2 separate regions of the Homo sapiens genome follow, and region 2 is linked to region 1. Evidence: read pairs that join two places in POLR2A ChIA-PET (ENCODE). Cell type or tissue: MCF 10A. All regions are shown on one strand.

Region 1 (5,000 bases):
AGAGGCAGGTAAAGCCAATATTATAGCGCTGAGAACTAAACCCTCCCAAGAGGCTGTCTAGTCCAGCCCTTGGCTTTCAGCTGGGTGAGGCTTCATTACACCCGAGAGGCACCCAGGGCCTCGAGAGGTTAAGTGATCCAAATCTCACAGCTAATGAACAGTGGAGGGCTGTGTGTGTAGGTGCGTGTGTGTTTGTGTGAATGTGACACAGACTAGAGCGTTGGTTGCTTTCTTTTAGAGTAGATTTTTTTTTCATTTGGAGAAATGTGAAAAACACGGAAAAATGACAATAATGTAACAATCAGCTATATTCTCACCACCCACATTTAAAACTGAATACCTTATGTAATATTTGCTGCTTTTTTTTTCTGCTTATATTTTTTCAAAGCTACACGGGAAAGGTATATGTGTGTGCTTTTCCTATGAGAAAAAGGAGGCACAAAAAAGGAAAACAAATGCATTTATTCTTTTAACAAAAGGGCAGAAAGGAGAAAGGAAGTAAACCTTGTAGATAAAGCCAAGCTCCTTTTGACCACCATTACAATATTATTCCTCTCCTTCTTTTCCTCTTGAGAACAAAACAACAATCAATTTGAGTTTGATGAGAATTTTTTCAATATTACCTGTGCACTGATATCCATAAACAGTGTGCACTGTCGTCTTAAATGTGTTTCAATGTCACGTGTGATGGGTCATCCTGACACTTGACTTCTTCACTTACCATCATTGGATGAGACAAAACACACAGCCCTTTAGTTTGGTGGGTTTTTTTTGTTTCGTTTTGTTTTGTTTTGTTTTTGAGATGGAGTCTCGCTCTGTCGCCCAGGCTGGAATGCAGTGGCGTGATCTCGGCTCACTGCAAGCCCCGCCTCCCAGGTTTAAGCAATTCTCCTGCCTCAGACTCCCGAATAGGTGGGACTACAGGCGCCCACCACCACGCCCGGCTAATTTTTTGTATATTTAGTAGAGACGAGGTTTCACCGTGTTAGCCAGGATAGTCTCAATCTCCTGACCTTGTGATCTGCCCGCCTCAGCCTTCCAAAGTACTGGGATTACAGGCGTGAGCCACCCCCCACGGCCTAGTTTGGTCTTTTTCACCATCATGCAGTGAGACATGGTGTGCACAATCCGCATGTTTTCTGGATAGTCCCTTCTGAAATGTTCATTTATGATTTTGGCTCTTCCAGAGGACATCACGGTAAATAATCTCGTGCATTTTCCAAGTGTTTCCCTCGTGTTTCCTGATCATTGATCATGCGCATTTTCAACTGTCCTAAATATTGCCAAATTGCTGTCCAGAGTGGCTATGACTAATACATCCCTGCCAGTTTGCCTGGGGGCTTCTGTTTCCCTAAATCCTTCCCAGCACTCAACAATGTTACTTGTTTTAATTTTTCCAGAGCTGACCAAAATATAGCTCATCCGTTTCCAGTGCAAGTAAAAGGTGAGAGGCTAGGTGGGTGTTTAGAACATTTCAGTGTATGTGGAACTATGACTGTGCAGAGACCCTGGGAGGTGGTCTGACCCAACTCTGCCACATGCGGGGGGCTCTATTTCACCACTGCTGCCTCCTTGGCACTGCTTTTTGAGGCACATTGATAATTTAGCTACTCTGTGTTAAAGATAGCGATGTAGACTGACTGATTAGCCTGATGTAAAAAAAAAAAAAAAAAAAAGCGTTTGGCAAATACAACCCTATGTGGTCCATATTTGAATATTTTTTCACAAGTCAACTGCTTGATTATATAGCTAAGAAAAACAAAGGCCAGAGATTTTACATGGCTTATCCAAGCTCTCTTCTCTTTAGGAAAATAAATTTCAGGAAGGTTGAACAATTGGCAGAGAAACACTGAAATAAAAATCAATGACATTGATGGGGCTTGGCCTCAGGGGGCCTTCCGCTGGTTTTTACCTATGGCCTGTATCTCTCAGTAGTTCCAGTTTCTGCTAATGACGTCCACTTGTAAGGAGGACAGAGCCTGGATTATAGGAGACGCTAGATACATATTGCCCAAATTGACAAATGAGTCAAAATGGGGAGCATATCAAAATCTATGTGGTGTGTGCATGTATTGAAAACATGTCCCAGAAAATCAAAATATTGTGCCTCCCAAAGAATCATACACCTACCCTCATCCTCCACTTTTTCCTCTCTTCCCTTTCCCAGGACCTATATGAGAGTATTAATTGCAGACTGACCCCAATAACGACAGAGTTTGAATAAGAAATATAGTAGTGTAGTAGGTTCACTGATTCTATGAAAAAATATGAAGCAACAAAACAGGGCACATGTGGTATAAACAGCATGGGATATGGGTGGATAGACCATTTGTTTAAAGTTTACGGCAGATATCATCACTGTAATACACAATATATCATGGGACAAGTTATATTAGGCTTTATGTAAATAGAGGCAATGATATGGGAACAATGGCTTTTAAAATTTACCAATAGGGCACAATCTAGAATATTAAGCAAAAATTAGTCCAAACTTTGGTTGTATAAAATTGAAGAGAGGTAATTTTGATAGGGATAAATGCTAAACTATTGATAAAAAAAATACAGAAATATTTTTTAGGTGAGATGTTGTGGTCTAAGGGTACTGTTTGTGAGAATAGATGGCTGCTTTCATTCAGAAAGGCAACATGGCGTTAAAGGTAGTTATTTCGTGAGGCCTAGCAGAATAGGTTACACTGAGACCAGAAAATACATTAAGTGAGTATCAGCTTAATAAGCAATGAATAGACAGAAGAAGACGCCCTGAGGAAAAGAGGTGCACTGTGAGCTTGAGAACCAGACCATACTGCAAGTCACCATCCCTCCGTGTTCTCCAAGGAAGGAGATGATGCACTTTCTTAACTCCTGTAATTTCTGTGGCTGTGACTCACTGGGCTGGTGTAAGAGAACAAGTATTTACACCGCTGTTCTCAATCAGTAGTCAAGCTTTGAAAAGGAAATAAGGAATAACTTTCCCATATTTGGAGGTAACAAGTGTAGCAAGATGGCACAATCCCTCCCTCTCAAAGGAGCTATGAGGTTTTACTAATAGTGGCTATTACTCATCCAGAGGCCAGCGCCTCTGCCAGCACAGGGTCCCCTTATACTTTACTGGAGAATTTTAGTTTTTATCATAGAGCATTGATGTGTCACATTAAAAATGTTTACAAAGCATTTTATAATCATTATTTACTGCCTTACATAGCAACCCCACGCTGCAGTTCAGTCCTGCCTTTTAAACAGCATGAACCACCTACTCACACATAGGACCCAACTCCAGAAGGCTCCTCTTGACATTTTTGGCTGAACTATCATTTAATCTGGATCAAAGTTAAATTTTAAAAGTTGCTGTGGTCAAAGAAAAAAGGATAGATAATTTAGCTTTCTTTTGTGCTTTTAGGATTACGATGATAGCAGATTTGTAAGAAAAGAAAATTCCTTTAAAATTAAAGGTCATGTCTTTGACTCTGTCAATTTCTCTTTGTTCAAAAATGAATAAGAAGATATTAAAGAAAAATATACAAGCACAAAAGGAGTCATTAAAATTTATTTTCCAAGCTATTTGTTGAATATAGTGTAGAAATGAGTCAGGAACAGGACATTTTTTACACTAAAGGGATTAAACAGAAAGACCAAAGCTAGTTTGTGCCTTTTAAATCAAATTGTTTTCAATGTCTGCAATGTAGACTGCATTTATGACTTGACATTTATTAAAAATAGCATCAGTTAATTTTTCAATTTTTAAGGAATTCAATAAAGTAATGTCTTAGTTATGCTTGAAAGTTATGTTGGAGGCTAGACCGTGGAAGAAATGTATTAGGTTAATTTAAATTTTGGTTGATATTAATTCATATCTTAAAGAAAAAACAGTTCTTGTGATTCCAGTGAACATGAGAAATAGTCTATGAAACAGAATTCTGGGAGAACTGCTACATGACTTGAGTCATTTTAAGCTAGACGGACTCAACATTCAGGAATATCCCTTGGGGAATTTCCTGAAATTGACAATGAGTAAGACACCCTAGGAGAATCCTTTTCCATTTTGGAGGTGATTTCCCATGCTCCCTGTCTTATTTTTCTGTCTTCTGATTGAAATAGAAACCCCGACATGTGTCTACCACCAAACCACCCTGAACGTGCCCAATCTCATCTGATCTCACAAGCTAAGCAGGGTCGGGCCTCGTTAGTACTTGGATGGGAAAAATTCCAGCAAGTACTCGTTTTGTTGGTGCATATGTTATGATACGTGTGCACCAGTTACACAATAAAATAGTATTTGTAAAAAAGTATAAGCAGAGAGGAGTATGCGGTTGTTACTCAAAAGTAAATTATCAAGTAGACAAGTTAATTAGCAACTGATTCAAGGAATTTTTTGGATAATATTGTATTTCATTTGAATAAGGATGCATCTTAAAATCTACTGGTATACCTCTTTTTCCAAAATTGAAGTGAAAGTAGTAATACAATATGGAGCTTTGGAATTTATTCTGAAGGATACTGTAGCTTATGAGTGGTCATGGAGCTGATTAAATAAATGTTGTTTAAGCAATTACTCCCAGAGTGAACACAGTTTCTCCCATTCGGGGCATTTCCCTTACAACTTCTATTGTATTTCTTTGAATTTTGGAAATCACAACTGGCCTTGTATGCATTGTCGTTATGGTATCTCCCAAGAGATAGCAGCATTCCTACAGGGTTTAAGTGGAACTGATGCATTTATGTGCGTTTATTTATTTGCTCCAAGACATGATGTTTCCCCATTACTATGGTCAGAACTAGGAACGGAGCCTGAGAATTTGTGTCTAGGCCTTTATTCTAACTAACAACAACACTCGATCCCACTACAAAAAAAAAAAAAAAGTAATCTGCCATGTCAGAAAAAAAAAAGGGCCTTCAGCTCCAGTAAATTGCAGGGTTATACTTTAAAAGAAAAAAAAAAAGGAAAGAAAAGAAAAAAAAAAGTAAGGCAACTTTCATTTGAAAGGTTTAGGATTCTAGCAGGA
Region 2 (5,000 bases), 340 kb after region 1:
CCTTTGAGTGATCTCACTCATCAAGACGAAGGCCATAAATTCTGAGGAATGTTAAACAATCAAATTCCTGACCTGTCTGTGACTATGGGAACTAAGTGCTGTTTACAGGTAGGGCCCTGAAGTTCAAAGAAAATCAGCCCTGCAGCTTTTGTTTTTCATTTGCATGAGTTAAAGCTGAGCCAACCTGCTGTGCTTAGTGAGGTGCAAAATGAGGTCTGAAGAGTCTTTCCAATCTGAGGCTGCCTGCTCACCCAGTGACACCTATTTATTTCAGCTTGGGTCAGTACCAGAAGCCAAATTGCCATAATCCATGAGGGAAGCCTTGCAGTTCTTGTGGAACTCAGAAACACTTAGGGAGTGGAGGGGACTCCAAAAGGGATCATGATCCAAGGAAGAAAAGAGTACAAGACAATGGAAAAAATAGTTGAGAGAGAAGGAAAGAGAGACAGAGATGAACACCCTGATTTGAGCTCCTCTCCAGCTATCTCATACTCACACAAATTTATTTAATATCCAAGGAACTGAGTGTCCTCTAGAATAAACACTAAGGATCAAGTGGCATGTATGTGATTTCACCTGTTTGTCTTGCTCTAATCTCCATATCAGTTCCTAATTGCCTTAAATTCAGGAATCATGACAAAATATATTCACTGTGGTTAAAAAAATCCTTAAGACTTAACATGTGCCCTTGATGTAGAAGAGTTAATTTTCTAACTAATTATTTGTGAAAGCTATATTTTGTGTCAGTGCATAATGAGGAAAAATTAATTTCCTTAAACACTAAGTAAAAATTGCAAGACATCCATCTGTCTCCCATCTTCTTCTCTTGACGCTTTGGGTACTGATAGTGCTAGCAAGTTACCTAAGGCCCTAAGGCCCTACATAAAATGAACAGATGTTTAGCTCTAGTTTTGCAAAATTTGCTGTATGAGTTTTTAGGTTTTATGTTTTCAAACCCTAGAGTCAGAGATCGGTAGGCTTGTGATGTAACTATCTAAAGTTTTTATTGTATTTCCAAAAAGTTTCCATTTTCTCCCAAATAAAATAAAATGTGAAGAAATGTAAGTTTAGATTCGATGTAATTGAATCATTTTACATAATTTTATTGTTAAAAATGTACATTACAAATTCCATGATTCCATACAACAGTTTATTGAGCATATACTATAAGTCACTGATTGCACCAGTGAATTGCTACAGGAATATAAAAACAAAAACAAAAATGATGACGATGCGGCGCTGACATGAACAAGTTTACCAGCTTATCAAAAGGCATGATGAGAAATTAGTTAACTGTAAATCAAGACCAAGCATGATAATGTACCAGAGAAAGGCTTCAAGATCAGAGGGGGAAATACCTTTCTGTCCCACCAATTGCAAAACCTGGGCTTTCAATGGTCAGTGTGTGGGTAGTGCTGACTGAGCATCTGCTGTGGGTTGGTGCTTTATGTAGTTGTTTCATCTCTACCCTCATTTTACAGGTGAGAAAACTTAGGCCCAGAAAGATTTTATGAAATCTCGCAAAATCTCTGAAAGCTCATCAGTCTATGCAAGTCTAAAAACTCTCCAGTCCATGTCTCCCCGTAGGCCTACACCCAGCTCTGGCCCTCTCCACTCCTCTGACTATACTGTAAAAGTGGCTTTTGTCAAGGTGACTGGGAAAATAAGTATTGGAGAAGTTATGTATTTATCTCCTGGTGTTAATTATATCTTTAAGTTGATGCTATTTCTTGAAGATCATTTAATTGCTTCAAATAACTTATCCAAAGATATATTTAGTCTTGATGGTTTGCTGTCTTAATTCCACCCCATTTATCTGGCTTAGTGTAGGTTATCTAGAGTGCAATACTAAAATTTATTTATCTAGTTTTCTTTGCTCATTTTTTTCATTTTGTTTAATACAGAATTTTGAGAACTGAAGCAATTTTTCAATAACAATAAAAATCAAAGAAATGTTATTAAATATTTATATAATTTAACTTTTGTTCAAATCTCTAGATAATTAAATGTTACTAAAATATCTAGATAACATGTTTTATTAAAATATCTAGATAATCAAGGCAACATATTTCCATATGGATCTAAAGTATCTGTATATTACCTTACAGGTGAAGTATGTGTTATCTAAGCAAGTTTAGAAAAGTTAAGGTATCTGAATCGTGGGATCTGGTATTAGTCTGAGCTCTGCCCCTGACTAGCTGAGGTCACAATGAACACTTTGCTAATCCCGATGCAGTACATCTGAGACACCCTGAAGGGCGTGATAGGGAAGATAAGATAATGTATAAGAAATGAATTGAGGTACTGCCAAGCACCATCGAGAATCAGTCCCCATCACTGGCCTCAACAACAGTCATCTCTGTTGTACTATTTCACTGTCCCCCTCCTAAATCACAGCCCACTAGGTGACACATCCCTGACGGGTGCTGGACACACCTGCTGATGGCTGTGATCACCCTAGACATCTAATGAGCCAGATACTTGTCTGTGCCAGCCCTCTTGTTCACACTGCATTCAGCATCTGGATTTTTGGTGCCGTGCCAATCTTAATGAAGTTGTCTTGTTGTTTTCTAAATACCTTTGGACACCTAAGGGCATAATGACTGAGCCAGGGTGTGTGACAGTGATAAAATATGGCACAGGCTGGATGAGCTGTAGCATGAGGCAGGTTTGACATGAAATGATGAGATTTGTTGTAGTCTAATCTACTCCTTTTGCTCCTTTAAGAAAAGATGGGGCAATGGGAGACTGCTGGCTGTTTGGCATCAACTCACAAGAATTGCACCTCTATAAGACAACATTAATTTGTATTGCATGACTCACATTGCATAAAAACAAGTTTGCATTCAAGAATCATGCATTCCCAGTTAATTAATCGCCCTTGTAAATGTTGGGGTGGATTATTGGTTAGTCACACACGTTTTTTTTTTCCCAGAAAGAAGGCAGGTGTGCCTCTCTGGCTCACCGTATAATTTTTTATGCCTGAATCAGCCTTGTGTGCTTCTGCCATTCTCTGCATCCCTTTCATTAAGCTCTGTCTAAATACTGAACTGTCCAAGTGTGTTATTGTAAATCAAGACTATCCACAAGTATTTCAAAACTGACATTTCATGGCTTGAAAAGAATCTAATCCAATTCCCTTTATTTCAGAATACATGGAAAGAGAGACAGAGTGACTAAGGAAGTTGCCCCAGGTCACACAATTAATGACAGAGCCTGTGATATCTAATGAGATCAGCCCCTTAATGGGAAGCTTGGGGCATTTTGGGCCAAAAGAAAATAACAGATTTTTGCCCCTTATCTACATAAGATAGACCCACATTTATGAGAAGAAAAGTTTCAACTCTTGAGAAAAATAGTTTTTGTGATATTTGTTGAATAATTAATGGGTGTGTAAATGAAAATTTTACAAAACAATATTCAAGTTCATGTCCAAAATGATTAAGAGATTTATTTCAAAATTTTAGCATTCATTCAAAGATACCCTTCTATTTATCTTTAAAAATAATTGGTATGTTAAAATTACTCAAATTTATCTTGATGCTTCTTTGAAAAATAAAATAATTTATCATAATGCCATTTTCAGAGTGGGTAATTTTTCTGCCTCACAGACATTATTAAAAGCATTTTTTAAGATAGACAACTGAAGCAAAAGGAAGAATAGATAATAGACTTTATCAGAAGAAAAATATCTAAGACTTGGATCACTTAATTTCTAATATATATTCAAATATTTATTCCTACAGAAAAATATTTTGGTACTAGTGATTCTCAGCTGCAGTGTTGGTCCTTCATGGTGCCTCTTATTATTTCAAAGAGAAGGCAATATTGATATAATTTATTAAATGCAATTCAGCTTTTTTTCTGTTTTACTTAAAAAATGAATACATAGAACCTTCTAAGCTGATGTGAGAGAATGGCTAGGATTGGCATTTCTCCCAAGCCAGCAGATCCCAGAGAGAGTCTCAGTTCCAAATAGGTTAGAGGCCATTTTTTTTAACCAAAAGGAAAAATGTCCTAAATGCATTTTGAAATTCCTGGTTGACTCCAAAGGCATCACTCAAAGCATCAAGGGATCAACTCAGAGGCACTCCATATTATTTTTTTTCAATTGCTTTATAATTTTTAATTTATTTTTATTTTTTATTTTAAGTTCCAGGATACATGTCTAGAATGTGCAGGTTGGTTACATAGGTAAACATGTGCCATGGTGGTTTGCTGCACCTATCAACCTGTCATCTAGGTTTTAAGCCACATTATTTTTATATTATGTTTATAAAGGAGATTACCTACAGAAGCTGCCATTCAGAGGACAGACTGCTAGGAGTTGAATTGTGTCACCCAAAAAGATATATTGAAGTCCTTATCCCCAGTACCTGGGAATGTGACTTTATTTGGCAATAGCATCTTTGCAGATGTAATCAAGTTAAGATTAAAGTGGGCCCTAATTCAATATGATTGATGTCTTTATAAGAAGAGAAGATCCATAGACACCCAGGGAGAAGGCCATGCAGCGACAGAAGCAGAGATTAGAGTGATGCCGTTGCAAGCCAAGGAACACCGAAGACTGAAGACCACAACCAGAAGCTAGGACGAGCCAAAGAATCTGCTAAGAGTCTCAGAAGAAGCCTGGCCCAGCTGACACCCTGGTATTAAACTTCTAGACTTCAAAGTTGTGGGAGAACACATTTATGTTACACTAAAGAACTCAAGTTGTGGTAGATTATTATAGCCACCCTGGGCAACTAGTACAGATTTTGATGATTTTTAAATCCGCTGCATACAGTAGCCACCTCAGAATGCACAGAGGAATAAGTATGTGTACTTTTAGCAATTGCAACGTAATTGAGAGTTTACTTAAAACCCTTCTATTTCAGTAGAATTCTGAATAGTATATTCAATATATTAAATATTTCATTTTGAAATTATTAGCTTATTTCTACTTCTGTAAGCTTTTGATTAATATTAAATTTTAAAGCTGCAAGTTTTTAGATTTGAAA

Evidence for each region. ChIA-PET counts read pairs that join two places held together with the same protein. Peaks named below come from ENCODE experiments on the same cell type or tissue, not always from the same donor. Only the 100,000 strongest peaks of a DNase experiment are listed, where the experiment ranks them.
Region 2: POLR2A ChIA-PET joins it to region 1 with 6 read pairs; 2 of 35 experiments call an interaction of 5 or more read pairs at or near these places.

Annotation. Positions count from the first base shown.
Region 1 is chr13:106,154,600-106,159,599 of GRCh38, reverse strand. It overlaps the pseudogene RNA5SP38. Among named protein-coding and RNA genes, the nearest start is that of LINC00460, 220 kb to the left of the region's middle. In MCF 10A, no CTCF peak of the experiment used is centred here; DNase peaks (open chromatin) are centred at 2,929 and 3,999.
Region 2 is chr13:105,812,290-105,817,289 of GRCh38, reverse strand. No RefSeq gene overlaps it. Among named protein-coding and RNA genes, the nearest start is that of LINC00343, 110 kb to the right of the region's middle. RefSeq lists an enhancer at 1-593. In MCF 10A, no CTCF peak of the experiment used is centred here; a DNase peak (open chromatin) is centred at 2,839.